Linked DNA regions of Mus musculus: region 2 is linked to region 1. The links are chromatin loops, found by intact Hi-C in ENCODE. Cell type or tissue: heart. All regions are shown on one strand.

Region 1 (5,000 bases):
ACAAAGTCTTGCTATTTAGCCCTGGGCAAAAACACATTGAGTAGTAAAAATGACCTTGCTGGGATAAAGATCTATCGATCTAGCCCAGCTAGACCAATGACCACTTCCTTTTACCACGTGGAACCCAGCTGACCCTGGCTGATCTCAGGTCTCTGTGTAACAGCTCTGGCTGTCTTGGAACTTTCTCTATAGAGCAGGCCGGCCTCAACCTCAACCACACAGAGATCCACCAGCCTTTGCCTGTGGTGTGCTAGGATTAAAGGCATGTGCCACCACCTACCTTTCTTTCTCTCTTTCTTTCTTTCTTTCTTTCTTTCTTCCTTCCTTCCTTCCTTCCTTCCTTCCGTCCTTCCTTTCTTTCGATGTATTTATATGAGTACTCAGACACACCAGAAGAGGGCATTGGATCCCATTACAGATGGTTGTGAGCCACCATGTGGTTGCTGGGATTTGAACTCATTGGAAGAGCAGTCAGTGCTCTTACCCGCTGAGCCATCTTGCCAGCCCGCACCCTTATTTCTTTCTTTCTTTTTTTTTTTTTTTTTTTGGTTTTTTGAGACAGGGTTTCTCTGTATAGCCCTGGCTGTCCTGGAACTCACTTTGTAGACCAGGCTGGCCCCGAACTCAGAAATCTGCCTGCCTCTGCCTCCCAAGTGCTGGGATTAAAGGTGTGCCCCACCACCACCCGGCCGCACCCTTCTTTCTTGACAAGAGCTATTTAGCTCAGTCTAGCCCTATTAATTAGGAACTGAGGCTGAGGATGTGTCTCAGAATTTGTGTAGCAAATACAAGGCTTTGGGTTGCCCAAAAGAAATTAGATTAAGAATTGCATCCTGGGGCTGGTGAGATGGCTCAGTGGGTAAGAGCACCTGACTGCTCTTCCGAAGGTCCAGAGTTCAAATCCCAGCAACCACATGGTGGCTCACAACCATCCATAACAAGATCTGACTCCCTCTCCTGGTTTGTCTGAGGATAGCTACAGTGTACTTACTATAATAAAAAAAAAAAAAAAAAAAAAAAAGAATAGCATCCTGACAGGAGGCTCTAGCAACCAGTCTGAGATAAGTGGCTCACAAGTTTCTCAGAAGAGTTTTGTGTCCAGGCCCCCATGTTAGCATACAGAACATCCAGCTGACCTGCATCCAGGTACCCAGTGATGGTTTTAGTCTTCACCTCCTGCTGCCAGGTTTGGCAGGTGTGTGTTCCTGACAAAAGGACTCCCTAAACCCAATTCCCTGTCTCCCCCACACACACCTCCCGTGTGTGTTTTCTGAAATCTCTCTCTTCCCATTTCTGTTCCTGGTGCCCCTTTCTGACTGTCCTTTGTTCTTATGGCTCTGCTCCAGTCTGTCTGCCTTTACCCCTTCTCCAGACCCTCACTCCTGTCCCTTCCCCCCCCAATAAATTTCTTTATACCAGATGACGAGCTGTAACATCTAAGGGGCATACCTTTGCATGGGCCCACCCTTGCTGCATTGTATTTCATGACACCCCACCCCTGCATTTCAGGAGAAAAATGTTTTGTTTTTTCCTCTTGTCACTGGGCTCCGACTCTCTTCTTCCTTGTCCCTGCCTTGTCCCGTGATCCCGTCTTTCCCTTTATTCTTGCATGAGGTTAGAGGATGTGCTATCATTGGGGAGTCGGTTCTTCCACCATGCGGGTCAGGCGGATCTTGAGTTTCTCACTTTTCTGCCTTCACACTAAGTGCTTCTGGGGCCACCGCAACTGATTCTATAAGGTGCTGCGGATGAAGCTATGGGTTTTGTGTATGCTTAGAGGCTAGCACTGCTAACTTCAACTTTTCCGCATATCCTGACTCCAAACACTCGGTCTTAAGCCAGTTAAGCTTCCAGCCTTCGCGTTCAGTCTCCATCTACAAACTAGGAATATCAACTTGGGTAGGAGGTGAAACTTCAAAATACTTTTGTTAGCGGTTTAAGAACCCGGTCAAGATCTCCACTTCGCCCTCACAGTTGGCACCACCCTTCTCGCCTCCAAGGATGACGCCACTGGCTGAGTTATGTAGTGACGTCATCTCCGGGCCGCCTCTTCTCCAGCCCCTCTTCGGGAACGACCGACTCCTGGGACCGGTCTCCGGCTTTCGGTTAAATTTTTTCCCCTCCCATTATTCTCCCACCTAAAACTTTGGGCTCTTCCCGCCTTCCTTCAAACTAGCAATTTTCGGCTCTTCTCGCTTGCTTTGGGGGCGAGTTCCTGAAAGTCATTTACCCTTGAGTTAATTAATCGCCTTTCTAGCCCCACCCGTTCAGCTTATTCGCTAATTCCTATTCGCTCCGCTCAATGTATTTCGGCTACTTCCGCCTCCTCCCGGGATCCCTTCCCTGACTTCGGCTCTTTCCGGACTCTCGCCTCGCCCCCCCCCAGGGGGGGGCTTCTCCCATCCCGAAGCGCTTCGGCTATTTCCGGCTCTCCCGGCCTTCCCTAGCCCCGCCCCCACGACCACCCTTGGTCCTTTAGGTGGGTCTCTGATCCGCTCCGCGTTGCTGCAGTGACCTAGATCTTCCCTCGGCTCTTTCCGGCTTTTTTCAGAGTCTCGTTAATCTCAGCTGTGTTCGGCTCTTTCCGTGCCCTCTCCTCCGCCTCGCCCTTCCGCTTCGGCTCTTTTCGCCGACTTTCGGGCGGGCTGGCTCTGCCCTTCTCCACGTGACGCTCCTCCGGCCTCTCCGCTACCCCCTCCCTCCACGCCCTTCCTCCGGCTTCAGCCTCCGTGCTTGTCCCGGCTGTGCCGCCATTTTGTGTGAATTCCTGACCGCGGCGGGGGCCCGGCAGCTGGGGCATCTAGGGCGGGCAGACAGTCGGCCCATCTCCATAGCCCGATCCCTCTTCTCCCCGATTTTTTTTTAACCATCCCCCCTGCTCGCTCTCCTCTCCCCCCCTTTCCCTTCGCTTGCTCCGTCGCGCGCGGGCCCGCGCTAATTACACCCAACCACCCACCAGTGTCCGTGTCCCCCGGGTCTCAGGCCTTGGGGGGCCGCGTGTGTGTGTGCGTGCGTGTGTGGCGGAAGGGGACCTCTCGTCCCGATGAGGGTCCCGTGCCCGTGAGCGAGTGACCTCAGGGCCAGGCTGCGGAGAAAGCAGGCGGCGGGCGGCCTTGCCGGGGCCTAGGCCTCGCGGCCTACGTGGAAGTCGGCTCAGAGGTGACTCCGAAACCGAAAAAAAAAATACTCGATATCGATCTATGTATCTATATGCCCAGTTCCCATCAGGAGGCCCCGGAGCGCTGAAGTGTGCCCCTCCCGCCACGCCCAAGCAGTCCTTTTTGGTGCATTAACATCCCCTCCCCCTCAAAGGAACGATGGAGGCCGTGCCCGGGACCCCCCCGCCGCCGCCATCAGAGTCGCCACCGCCGCCATCGCCACCGCCGCCATCAACGCCTTCGCCTCCTCCGTGTTCCCCCGACGGCCGCGCGGCCACCCCGCACCTCCTCCACCACCGCCTCCCGCTCCCTGACGACAGGTCAGGCCCCCCGGCCTGGGCCGGGCAGCGTCCCCCGTGGGAGGGGGGGAGGAGGAGGAGGAAGGGGACGGCCGCCATGTTGGGCCGGGCCGCGGAGGAGGAGGAGGAGGAGGAGGAAGGGCGGGGTCGGTGGGTGTCTCTAGCTCGCTCGCTCTTTCTCGCTTCGCTTTCTCTCCCGGCCTCATGCGTTGCCCCCCCTCGCGGCGTTCGCCCGCTCTCCCTCGCTCTCGCTCTGTCTTTTTTTGGGCGCCATGCTGAGGGGAAGGTGAGGAGGCGCCCCCCGGACCCCCCGCGCCCGCCGGTCTGTCGGTCCGTCCGCCCGCCCGGGGCACGGGCCGCCAAGGGGGTGGGCTTGCCGAGGCCCATCAGCCTCCTCGGCCGCCCCTGCTCCGGGAGCTGGCCGTCAGCGGCCTGTCGCCTGGCTTCGGGGAAGGCTTTTGGGGGAGGGGCCCCCGGATTCTCTTGTTTTAGGGGCATCTCCAGCTTGCAGCTCCTCTCTTAAGGGGTTCGGAGTTGGGGGTCTTCCCAATCCCCTACAGTATCCTTTCTCCTGGGGGACGCATACCCTGTCCATTTTGGATAGGTACCCGAGTCTAACGGAGGCAGAAAAATGGGGGTTTGGATCAGCCTTCGCTCTTTCGTTCTAAGGAGGACTCCTTAGGATGGGGGCTCTGGTGCACTTTTAATTTTTTGGCGGGAGGTATTTTCTAGCTTCTCCCTAGAAGGCAGGCAGGTAACGGGTGCATTTCCAGCTCTTTTGATTAAATCCCCTGACCTTCTTTGGAAACCCTATTGGTTTTTTTTTTTTTTTTGGGGGGTCCCTCTCTTTTTGTAGGTAGGTGACAGTCAGTGGTGGAGGGTCCTTAGTTTTAAGGTTTTTGTTTTTTTGCGGGGGGGTTGTATGAAGGTTGCTTTTCCTGCATTGGATAGTAGAGGAAGTTGGCCACCGCTTTCTCCGGGCATCGCCCCCTCTTTGGGGCAAAACAGGGTGCAATCGCCCCCTTGGGAGCAAAGATCTCCCCCGTGTGCTTTGGCAGGACGTGAACTGTGGCGCCTCTTGTCCTCTAGTGCGAAATGGGTTCCCCACGCCCTTCTCTGGCGGGTGATAATGGGACCAGCCCTGCGTGTTTTGAGGATGAGAGGTTTGGGGCCATTTTTGCCCTGCTGGAGCCGAAAGATAAGGGGTACATAGTTTGCTGATTCCTGGGAGCTGGAGTGAGTAGGTTTGAAAATAGGTGGGTTTCAGGGAGCAGAAAAGCTAGTCTTGCAGGCGGGGGTGGGGGTAGGGTGGAGAATGCGCTAGACAGAAGCCTCGCTCGCAGCCGTCAGGGAACCGCAGAGGACCCCTTCAGACCATGGGTCTCAGCCCTTTCTCCCCACTCCCACCTCCTGTTCTCCCTTTCTCCTTCACAGACCCTCCTTTGCCTTTTAAAAGAAATGCCACCCACATTCAAAGACACAGGTGCAGCAGTTTGGTGAGCTTTTTTTACAATTTTTTTTTTCCTGTTTTGTTCTAATTAAA
Region 2 (5,000 bases), 86 kb before region 1:
GTCACGTGAGGCCAGTGTTTTCTGTCTCTGCATTAGGTGTGTGTGCTGCTGGGCTCTGTGTGTGTGTGTGTGTGTGTGTGTGTGTGTGTTTTCTGGGGCTGACAGTTGGCTGTGGTGTATTGGGGCTGAGAGTAGAGGCTGGACCTATGGCTTCTACCAGCTGCGGCTGGTGCCTCCCGATGTGGCTGCCCCGCACACGAGGGGGGATGATGTATCTGGATATGATGACTTGTGTCTATGTGTGGCTGTTGTGTCCCAGGAGCTCAAAGTTGGGGGGGGGTGCACATTCAGGTGTGTTTTGAGATGATGGTGGTGCATGTGCTAAGGAATAGTAAGGGGGGTGTCTTTGGGTTGTCTGTGTGTATGCGGGAGAAACACGTTGAAGACTTGAGTCTGTTGTGCTTCAGTGTGTGACGGCTGCATTGTGGGCGGGTGAGCGCTGGCATGTCAGCAGCGGGTCAGTGTGAGACTGGTGTAAATATGTTGAAAGGGCTCTGGATGGCTGTGTGTGCATGTCTGTGTCCCCATGTGTTTCTGGGTGAGCCACCTCACTGGGGGAGCGGGAGGGGCGGTAAAGTTGGACACTTCTCTGAGTTCACTGGTGTCTTCCCATTACACACACACACACACACACACACACACACACACACACACACACGGTTCTCTGACAGCACCGTGTATCCTGGGAGCCCCAGCACCCCTTCTGCGCTCTTCTCTGTTGAGAAAGTTCTCCCTGGCCCAAGCCCTGAGAGTAGTAGGCAGTTTTCCTGGTGGGTTTTGCTACAAACCCCAGACGCAGTCTGTGCGCCCCTCACCATGTGTCCCGGCCAGGCTGTCCCTGGGGTCATCCCTTCCTGGGTGGGAGTGACTTCCAGGCAGGGTGTCTGCGAGGTGGGGTCCTGCAGGCCCCCCCCGCAGTCGCCCCACTGACCTCCCGCCGTGTCCCGCAGGCTCCAGGGAGCGCCATGGCCCGCGCACGCCAGGAGGGCAGCTCTCCGGAGCCCGTAGAGGGTCTAGCCCGCGACAGTCCGCGCCCCTTCCCGCTCGGCCGCCTGATGCCCTCCGCTGTATCCTGCAGCCTTTGCGAGCCCGGCCTGCCCGCCGCCCCTGCTGCCCCTGCCTTGCTGCCGGCCGCCTACCTCTGCGCCCCCACCGCTCCACCTGCCGTCACCGCCGCCCTGGGGGGCCCCCGCTGGCCTGGGGGTCACCGCAGCCGGCCCAGAGGCCCGCGCCCGGACGGTGAGTGCCCGCCCCGCACCCGGGGAAGCTGAAGCGGGAGTGGAGCTGAGTGGGGCCACCGGGAGGGTGTGGCCAGTGTGGTCTTTGTGTAGCAAGAACCAGGAAGACAGAGTGGGAGACATGGATGGAGGGGCCAAGTCGAGTGGGAAGTCCCTCTTAGAATCTGACTGCAGTCCCCGGAGTTGCAGTCCACGTCCCTTCCCGGGCCTCGGGCAACAGCTGTTTCTCAGCTCCCCTCCCCCAGCCCGGGTCCCTGGGCGCCCCCCACCCCCATGAGGATTGCAGTGGGAAGGAGTGTGGCCAGTGGGAGGACTGTCACCTCAGGACTTTGGGGAGGGGTCGGAGGCCTTACCCTTTTATTTGAATCTCTTTGGCACTGGCAGGGTTAGTCCGCAGTCCCCCAGGAGGAAGGAGAGGGGGAGGGGCCATTGTGTTGGGAAAGTCCCCCTCGGGGAGAGGGTGAGGCTCAGGGAGGGAAGGGTTAAAGGTCCCTCGCCTGATGGGCTGTTAACCCTGTGGTGCCCGGCTACGGGGAATGACCATCTGGGTTTCCCTTTCTATTTGCCCCCACCTCCCCATGAAGAGAGAAAAACTTTCCAACTTTCCCTGCGTTTCAGGACTAGGTTCAGAGATAATGGAAACTGAGGCTCAGGATCTAGTGTGACAGGACCGAGGCACAAGGATGAGTGCCAGAGGGGGTGGAGCACAAAGTCTAACCCAGTACCCCTGCCACCCTCACCCAAACCCTAGTCCTCTTGGGTTAGTCCCAGTTTGGCCTTCTGGTCATCAGGCCAATGCCACATCCGGGGGTGTGGCCTCACTGTGGTTGGGCAGGAGTGAGCTGGAGACCTGAGGGTAGTGACTGGGTGGGGTCAGTGGCGGTATCCCCGTGTGACCTTGGTCACTTCTATGGGTGGAGCCTCAGTTTCCCCGTCTGTCAAATAGAACAGGCTAGATTTGACCCTGTATTAAAATAGGGGTACTTAGGTCGGATAAGTTGAGGGACTTCCACATTCATATGAGCTTTAATGGGTAATTGACCATCCAGGTGACCCCAGAGCCACTTCCGTAAGACCCCTTTCTAGGGCCTGTGGGAAAGAGTGGGAAAAAGGGAATTTCTATGGCTGAGTGGAGAAGAAAGCACAGTGTAGCTCCTGGGCGCCTCCGGGCAGACTGGGTGGATGGTGACCACGCCCCTTTCCCCTCACCCAGGTCCTCAGCCCTCCCTGTCACCAGCCCAGCAGCACTTAGAGTCGCCCGTGCCCAGCGCCCCGGAGGCCCTGGCAGGAGGCCCCACCCAAGCTGCCCCGGGAGTGCGTGTGGAGGAGGAGGAGTGGGCCCGGGAGATCGGGGCCCAGCTGCGGCGGATGGCGGACGACCTCAACGCGCAGTACGAGCGGCGGGTGAGTGCGGGGCGGCAGGCAGGTGGGGAGGGGGCTGCACACCCCGCCAGATGTGCTGCAGCTGCTGGCCCAGCGCGCGCGAGGTCGCGCCAGGGACAAGCAGATGGGGGTGTGGGGGAAGGAATGGATCTGCTGGATGCTGGGATCCGGTGTGGGCCAGATCAGGACTGGAGCCCCTAGCCAGGGTCGGGGAAAGCTACTCGGAGCCCGCGGTCGCGGGGACTGAGGGCGGCGCTCGGCGCGGCGGCTCCTATATCCCGGGCTATTTATAGCCGGTGAGTCAGCAACGCGCCGCGCCCGCCGCGCCCGCCCCCGCCGAACTGCGCCCCGCAGCGCCTCCCGCCGGCTGCTTCGCGCCGGCACCTCCCTGGCTCGGGCCCGCCACTTGGTGCTCCTAGATCGGAGCCCCCCATGAAACCCCCAGAGCCCGGTTCCCGCCCCTAGCGCTGTGCACTCTGCACATGGCCCTTGCATTGTTTGCTGATTTCAACAGAGAGAGAGAGAGAGAGAGAGGCGCACCCCACTGACGTTGGATGGGTACAGGTCCCTCACTCTGCTCCCTGGCCCTGTCGCCTACCTTTTGTAAAAGGGACATCCTCCCAGCAGCGACTCACTCCCAGCAGGTGTTTTTTTTGCACCCACTTACATGCACAGCCAGGGGCGTTGTTTTTAGCTCCCATCCTGGCTCTGGCGCGCCTTCTAACTATGGCTTTCCAAAGTCCTCCATCTCCTTCATTGGTTACCACTGAGCAAATCCTAGAGACTAGGCAAGTAGCATGGCCCGGTGGCAGCATCCCGTAATCCCACCTACTCAGGGAGGGAGAAAGAAAGTTCAAAGCCAGCCTGGGCAACCTAGTGAGTGATATTCTGCTTCAGAAATAGTCTTTGAAGTGGCTCAGAGGATAAAGGTGCTTGCTACCAAAACTGATGAACAGAGTTCGATTCCCAGGACCCACTTAGTAAAAGTCAAGAGTCTAATCTTACATAGTGTTCTCTAACCTCCACATGTGCACACACAGATCCCCCCTCTCTCTCTCTTTCTCATACACACACAGACACACACACACACACACACACACACACACACACACATTAATGGTTAAGAGAACTCTTACAGAGAACCAGGGTCAGGTTCCCAGCTGACAACTGCCTGTAATTCCAGGTCCAGGGATCCAATGCCTTCTGGTATTTGCCAGCACGTACACATTAGTTTGTTTGTTAGTTAGTTTGTTTTTTAAAGATTTATTTATTTTATGTTTAATGAGTACACTGTTGCTGTCTTCAGACACAGGAGAAGAGAGCATCAGATGGTTGTGAGTCACCATGTGGTTGCTGGGATTTGAACTCAGGACCTCTGGAAGAGCAGTCAGTGCTCTTAACGGCTGAGCCATCTCTCCAGCCCACATATTATTTTTTTTTTAGTTTTATTTATTTACTTATTTATAATTCAGGGGAGGCTGATGTAGCTCAGTTGGTAGAGTGCTTGCCTAGGAGAGAGACACTGACCCTTAGGTCTGTGGGTCAAGGTCACCCTCAAATACAGTTTCAGTTCCAGGACATCCTGTGCGACATGAGGTGAGGTCTCAAAAACAGGAAGATTTTTTTCTTTTTTTTTCTTTTGTTTTTTCGAGACAGGGTTTCTCTGTGTAGTCCTGGCTGTCCTGCAACTCACTCTGTAGACTAGGCAAACTGGCCGGGAACTCAGAGGTTCTCTCCTCCTGCCCTTCCCCCACTCAAGTGCTGGGCTTAAAGGTTCCACTCAGCTGAGCTTTTTTTTTTTTTTTTAAACACATGCCTGGAATCCACCAGTGAGTGGCAAAAGGTGTGGCTTAGCAGCAAACATTGTCTAGCATTAGTGTTTTCTCCTCTTTTCTAAGAGATGGCCATCTCTGGCTTGGCCCATGTGCTGTTGTCTTCAGAGTGAACACCCAGGGCTCCGTGCTCCCCCTAATAGGCTAAGTATAATGATAGTGAACTCACAAGGTGGCATCCACCACCTCGCCCAGTTGCAAGGAGGAGGAGGGCACAGGAGGCCTGGGCTAGTTCTGGGCATGTACTCTAATAGGGTCATTAGCCTGACATCTTCCAAATGGATTACATTCTTCACAACCAAGAACATGAGCCCGGTGGATCTGCTTGGCCATAACCAGTGGAAGGACCAAATAAAAGCTTGCTCTCTCTCTCTCTCTCTCTCTCTCTCTCTCTCTCTCTCTCTCTCTTCCGTTCTTCCTTCCTTCCTTTCTCCCTTCCTTTCTTTCTCTTTTCTTTTCTTTTCTTTTCTTTTCTTTTCTTTTCTTTCTTTCTTTCTTTCTTTCTTTCTTTCTCTCACTCTCCCTCCCACCCTCCCTTTCCTTCCTT

What was found. Hi-C counts contacts between places; a loop is a spot of excess contacts. Peaks named below come from ENCODE experiments on the same cell type or tissue, not always from the same donor. Only the 100,000 strongest peaks of a DNase experiment are listed, where the experiment ranks them.
Region 2: it touches region 1 in a loop (8-fold over the local background); 3 of 42 quality-filtered maps call a loop at or near these places.

What each region holds. Positions count from the first base shown.
Region 1 is chr7:16,397,564-16,402,563 of GRCm38, forward strand. Zc3h4 (zinc finger CCCH-type containing 4) reads left to right here and starts at 3,633. Exons shown (of 14, transcript NM_198631.2): 1 at 3,633-3,743. The coding sequence starts at 3,730. In heart, a CTCF peak has its summit at 963 (motif pointing left); DNase peaks (open chromatin) are centred at 2,038, 2,458, 3,498, 4,528 and 2 weaker places; H3K4me3 peaks cover 3,899 bases; H3K27ac peaks cover 3,947 bases.
Region 2 is chr7:16,311,176-16,316,175 of GRCm38, forward strand. Bbc3 (BCL2 binding component 3) reads left to right here. Exons shown (of 4, transcript NM_133234.2): 2 at 951-1,239; 3 at 2,452-2,642. The coding sequence starts at 966. Among named protein-coding and RNA genes, the nearest start is that of Bbc3, 4.1 kb to the left of the region's middle. In heart, a CTCF peak has its summit at 3,015; DNase peaks (open chromatin) are centred at 1,686, 2,046, 2,516, 2,836 and 3 weaker places; H3K4me3 peaks cover 3,601 bases; H3K27ac peaks cover 3,692 bases.